2 separate regions of the Homo sapiens genome follow, and region 2 is linked to region 1. A link is a loop called in an ENCODE intact Hi-C map of the cell type or tissue named here. Cell type or tissue: gastrocnemius medialis. All regions are shown on one strand. Each heading gives the region's core, and the rest is flanking DNA. Links, peaks and the distances in the headings are about the cores only. Region 1 overlaps TMTC1 (transmembrane O-mannosyltransferase targeting cadherins 1). Region 2 overlaps TMTC1 (transmembrane O-mannosyltransferase targeting cadherins 1).

Evidence for each region. A loop is a pair of places that touch in the nucleus more often than their neighbours do. Peaks named below come from ENCODE experiments on the same cell type or tissue, not always from the same donor. Only the 100,000 strongest peaks of a DNase experiment are listed, where the experiment ranks them.
Region 2: a loop joins it to region 1, with 4 times the contacts of the local background. A loop is called at or near these places in 4 of 110 quality-filtered maps.

The regions. Positions count from the first base shown.
Region 1 is chr12:29,711,642-29,714,450 of GRCh38, reverse strand. All of the region lies in intron 5 of TMTC1 (transmembrane O-mannosyltransferase targeting cadherins 1), which reads left to right. Among named protein-coding and RNA genes, the nearest start is that of TMTC1, 71 kb to the left of the region's middle. In gastrocnemius medialis, for the core only: no CTCF peak of the experiment used is centred there; DNase peaks (open chromatin) are centred at 505 and 1,270; H3K27ac peaks cover 2,117 bases.
Region 2 is chr12:29,761,897-29,764,705 of GRCh38, reverse strand. All of the region lies in intron 2 of TMTC1 (transmembrane O-mannosyltransferase targeting cadherins 1), which reads left to right. Among named protein-coding and RNA genes, the nearest start is that of TMTC1, 21 kb to the left of the region's middle. In gastrocnemius medialis, for the core only: no CTCF peak of the experiment used is centred there; a DNase peak (open chromatin) is centred at 1,585; H3K27ac peaks cover 1,698 bases.

The sequences.
Region 1 (2,809 bases), core at 170-2,669:
AAAAAAATTCCATTTTCACTTAAGAATATCCTCAATGAAGCAGTAAAAAAAATTTTAAAAGAAATCCCAACACCTGTGTATATGTCTTTTTAATATTCCATGTGATGGAACAGGCAATATGCATAAAGCACTTCTGCTGCACGTCAAAGAACAATGTCATGAGGAAAAGCACTTAAATGATTGTTTGAATTGCAAGCTGCGCTGGCCACTATTTTTCTTTTAACAAAACGTCATTTTTGGTAGAAAGATTTTGCTGACAAACTATTGTCTTAGTCCATTTTGTTCTACTATAACAGAATACCACAGACTGGGTAATTTATAAAGAACAGAAATTAATTCTATCACAGTTCTTCAGGCTGGGAAGTCCAAGATCAAGGTGCTGGTAGATTAGGGCCTGGTCTTTCTGCTTCTACCTTGGTGCATTGAACACTGTGCCCTCCGGTGAGAAAGAATGTTGTGTCCTTACATGAGGAAGAGCAGGAGAGAGAGAGAACCCGCAGCTGCAAGCCCTGCTTATAGCAGCATTAATCCATTCATGAGGGCCCCACCCTCATGACCAACACATCTCTTGTTACACCTCACCTCTCTACACGGTGGCATTGGAAATTATATTTTCAGCACATGAATTTGGGGAGACATTCACACCATAGTAATTATGGTTATTCATACTTTGGTGTTCATAATAGGCATTTTTCTTCAAAATGAGGAATGAGCCTGGTACTTCAGTGAAAATACCTAATAGTATTTATTTCTAATGTTAAAATTCAAGTTTTCAAGGAAACATTTGGATTTTGGTTCAAGCTTGTGACTTCATTGTGAGTTTTACAGCCTACCACTACCAAAAGTCTTTTGATGAGATCGGTGGTGATATGTGATAGTAGCAAATAGGATTTTCAGAATATTGTGTAATGAAATGTGTAAACATTTTGCAAATTTATGTAACTCAGTGACCTCATATTTTTCAAATGGTCAGTGCATGATGTTACAAAATCATGCATCGGTGTGTTAGTGTTCTCCACTAACACAAATGTTCTCCAAACTGATGGAGAACATTAGTTTGTGTTCTCCAGAGAAACTGAAGAAATAGGATCTCTCTCTCTCTCTCTCCCTGTGTGTGTGTGTGTGTGTGTGTGTGTGTGTGTGTGTGTGTATGTGTTTATGTAGAGAGATTTATTTTAAGGAACTGGCTTATTTAGGTGGAGGCTGGCAAGTCTGAAGCCTGCAGGGCAGACTTGCAGGCTGGAAATTCAGGCAGCAGTTGGTGTTGTAATCCTAAGTCTCAAGGGTGGTAGTCAGGCAGCATTTCCACATTTCCACGTTGCAGTCTGGAGACGGAATTCCTTTTTTCTTGGGGGACCTGAGTCTTTTTCTCTTAAGGCCTTCAATTGATTGGATGAGCCTCGCCCACATTATGAAAACAGAACCATTTCACTCCATCTACTGATCTAAATGTTAGTCACGCCTTAAAAAAAATACCTTCATAGCAACGTCTAGCCTGGTGTTTGAACAAACAACTGAACACCGTAGCCTAGACAAATTGGCACATAAAATTAACTATCGCAATGGATAAAAGATTCATTCAAGTTGAAGGTAGACCAGTAGATTCGACATCACCAATAAGCTTCAAGAAACTACCACTTGTTGAATATTGTAGTATCAAAGGATGTCTGCAATTATCTGGAAAGCTGTTAAGATACTCCTCACTTTTCCAACTATAATGCATCTGAGCAAGGATAGATTTTCCTCATATACTTCAACTAGAATAACATATAGCAGCAGATTGAATGTAGAAGGAAATATGGGAATTCAGCTTCTATTCTCCTGGATTAAGCCAGATATTTAAAGAGATTTTCAAAAATATTCTTTAAAATTATATTCTTTTCACTAATTTTCTTCATTTTAAGAAATATAGATTTTTAAAATAAAATGTTTTAATAGACAATAGATTATTTTAATGCATTAATAAATTTTTAAAAACTTTTCTCTTAGATATCATACACTTACAAATTCTTTTCTCAGTAATATTTTAGCGTAAAGGGACCTTTAACACTGTTGTTTGGTAATTGCTGCATTGGTAAATGGAAGGTGATAGATTGGGAAAATAATTAATTCTTATTAAGACAGCACATGTTGTGGTTAGATGTTTTCTTGAGGTGTTAGCCTGTTTGAACATTTGAATATTTTAATGAGTGTTTTACATAAAAAGTGGTTTGCACACATATACGACCACAGTGTTAGTGGTTGTTCAACATAATGTAAGATAAACACCCTGAAGTGAGCAGGCTGGTTAATTTGGGGAACTTTCTTCCACATCGGATGTAGTTGAGGGGAAGTTTGCGTTATATTGGAGAGCTGGAGAGCAGTGTCCCCTGATGAAGAGCTTCCCAAAGATGACCTGCTGATGCTGGGTTGCTCTTTTTTTTTTTTTTTTTTTTTTTTTTTTTGAGATGGAGTCTTGCTCTGTCTCCCAGGCTGGAGTGCAGTGGCACGATCTGGGCTCACTGCAAGCTCTGCCTCCTGGGTTCACGCCATTCTCCTGCCTCAGCCTCCCGAGTAGTTGGGACTACAGGCACTCACCACCATGCTCGGCTAATTTTTTTTGTATTTTTAGTAGAGACGGGGTTTCACTGTGTTAGCCAGGATGGTCTCGATCTCCTGACCTCATGATCTGCCTGCCTTGGCCCCCCAAAGTGCTGGGATTACAGGCATGAGCCACCACACCCAGCCAGGGTTGCTCTTTAAAGTGACTCTCAGAGCTCTTTGCCAATTAATTGGATGAGGAATTTCAGCAGCTTTTTAAAGTCCTGCC
Region 2 (2,809 bases), core at 211-2,710, 50 kb before region 1:
TAAGGTTCTGAGGGAAGTCTAAGAAGGAGGCAGAGAAATTTAGCCTACAAAACAATTTACATGACAAAGTAAAATTGGGGGACTTATTATTTAGTCATGGATTTCAATTCAAGTTTCTAAGTAGGAGGAGGACAGAGAAATAGAAAAAGAGATGTACTTTCCAGAAGATATAGAGATAAATTATTAATATTACTATTTGAGACAGGGTCTGACCCTGTAGCCCAGACTGGGATGCAATGGCATGATCATAGCTTACTGCAACCCCCATCTCCTGGGCTCAAGCAATCCTCCCACCTCAGTCTCCCCAGTAGCTATGACATTAATGGAACTCATTCTTGCAGATAAAATAAATATCAATAGCCTTATACATATAGTATACTTTATACAAATATTATTGGTGGTATTCCAAAGACAGGTTTCTATAGCAAATTAACTCCTAATTTGAAATTTCTGCCTGTGATATTGTTAACCTTGCTAGAAGATCTGAGGATCTGCTGTTACATTATTTGAATTCTATCCAATTATGTTCACTGATGTTTCTCCTTCCAGTGTTTGAATATTTGTTAGAGGCTGCAGTTCCCAGGTTATAGCCACCATGTTGGTAATGGAAACCTGTAGTTTGAGGCTAAAATACATGCTGGCCATTTGCATATATTTTTCACTAACCATGAACTGACCAGTTGCTTTTGTACTTTCCAGCATCCTACAATTCAGCCTACATTGTCATAAAATCAACTGGCTCCAGTTTAATGTTCCATCTTTGCTTCCCATTGCCCCTCCTCACTTCTTTATTTACTCCATGCTCTTCATCACCTTAGGTCTCCCCTTCCAGAAGCACACCATGTATCTCCAGACCTCTCTTTCTCTGCCATTCTTGTATCCTCCACCTGGAAAGCATTTTTGTTCCTTCCTAGGCCTAGGCTGAGCATTCCCTCACCTTGAGCTTCCTCTCGCCTTGAGCTTCCTGAAATCCTCCTTGTCTATGTTTAAGTCACAGTTTACATGGCCAGACCTGTGAAGCCTTCCTAGATCCTACAGTAAAAATTAATCTCTTCAGTCTTCTCTTGGTAATGGTTTCTCCTCTTATGATGCATGCAGTTTCCTTGTGTGCTATTTAATACCCTCTTTTGACTCCCCACCAGATGTTAAACTCCTTGAGGCTGATTATATGTTTCCAACTGGCACAGGATGTAGCTAAGAGGAAGCACTTGGAAAATGTTTGTTAACTGGAGTTAAACACACACTTACTGAACATGACAATACTGACTAGTTGAATCACAATGAATGGCTGGTCTAGACATACAGTAGTTAATGACTATTATAGCACCTGTTTTTAGATATCTAGGCTTTTGCCCCAAATACCTCAGTTCAACAGGGGTATAGAATAGGTGTTCAGTGCATGCTTAGTGGTTTGGACTGGCAAGAGAGCCTATCAGTGTTACACGAATATTTGAACACCCTCTTTGAGCTTCTCCTGCAAGGGACACTACATTCTTTATATCTGGGCACATCCAGCTGGCACAGTCTGCTGTTGTCTCTTCCAAACTGGCTGCAATGCAAGAAGCCAGGCTGCAGGACGCCTTTAACACATTAGTTAAGCTTGTCTAGCTTGTGATTGCCTCATTCCAACTTGCTACACCCAGTAACAGCTTGCAAGTCTTGCTGTTGGCTACATCAGTTGTGCTGTGATGAGTGCCCTTCTCGGTCCAGATGCTTAGGCTTATCTCAAGACTGTTGCTAGAGAGCTAGGCTCTCTGTTTAACCTTCAGGAAGACTTGCAGGTGATGCTGAGCTAAATGTTCAAGGAGGTGGTAGTGTAGTCTGAGCAGATCTGGGCTTACAGGTGACCTGTATACACTTCGGCTTTACAGCCTGTGAGACTGAGCTGAACCTTGACATTGTGGCGACACCACACTGTCACTGCATTCGTCTCTTGAGTCATGCAGTCTTCCTGATTTGGTACTCAAGTTCCTTATAGATTAATGAATCAATGAACAGCATGTGGTACAAGCAGCCACGTCAGGTAATAGCTTTCAGCTCTGTATTGCCAATGGTATTCTTTGGCCATGTCCAGGTTTCTCTTAATGCAAGAAGGACTGGAATTTTTCTCAATATGTGACTTGCTGTCAGTCCATCTGTGTGTGTATAATTGAGTTATGTTTTATGTAGATTTTAACTAACAGATACATTAGATTATCTAATAAAGTTCACAATTAAGATACCGTACGTGTAAACCTTAAAGTAAAAAGATGATTTCTATAAGCCACACAGGAAAACCTATCTCAGTGTTAAGAGTTCCACCCCCTTTCTCTGAAAAAAAGAAAAAAGAAAGGGGGAGAAAGAAGTGCACCAGCATTTATCCAGCAGGCCCTTTATGTATATATCATCTCATGAATTACAACCACCCTGAGGGAGTGGGTGTTACATGGATTTTAAACATAACAAAACCAAATCTCAGATGGCAAGAGCAGTCTACATTCAGACCTTGAATGGTTTACCTCCATGCTTATTTTGTTTTTAAGTTTTTGAGACAGGTTCTTCCTCTGTCGCCCAGGCTGGGGCGCAGTGATGTGATCTCGGCTCACTGCAGCCTCTACCTCCTGGGCTCAAGCAATCCACTCACCTCAGCCTCCCGAGTAGCTGGGACCACAGGTGCACACCCGGCTAGGCATTTGTATTTTTGGTAGAGACAGGGTTTCTCCTTGTTGCCCAGGCTGGTCTTGAACTCCTGAGCTCAAGGGATCTGTCCACCTCGGTCTCCCAAAGTGCTGGGATGACAGGTGTGACATGAGCCACTGCGTCCGACCAC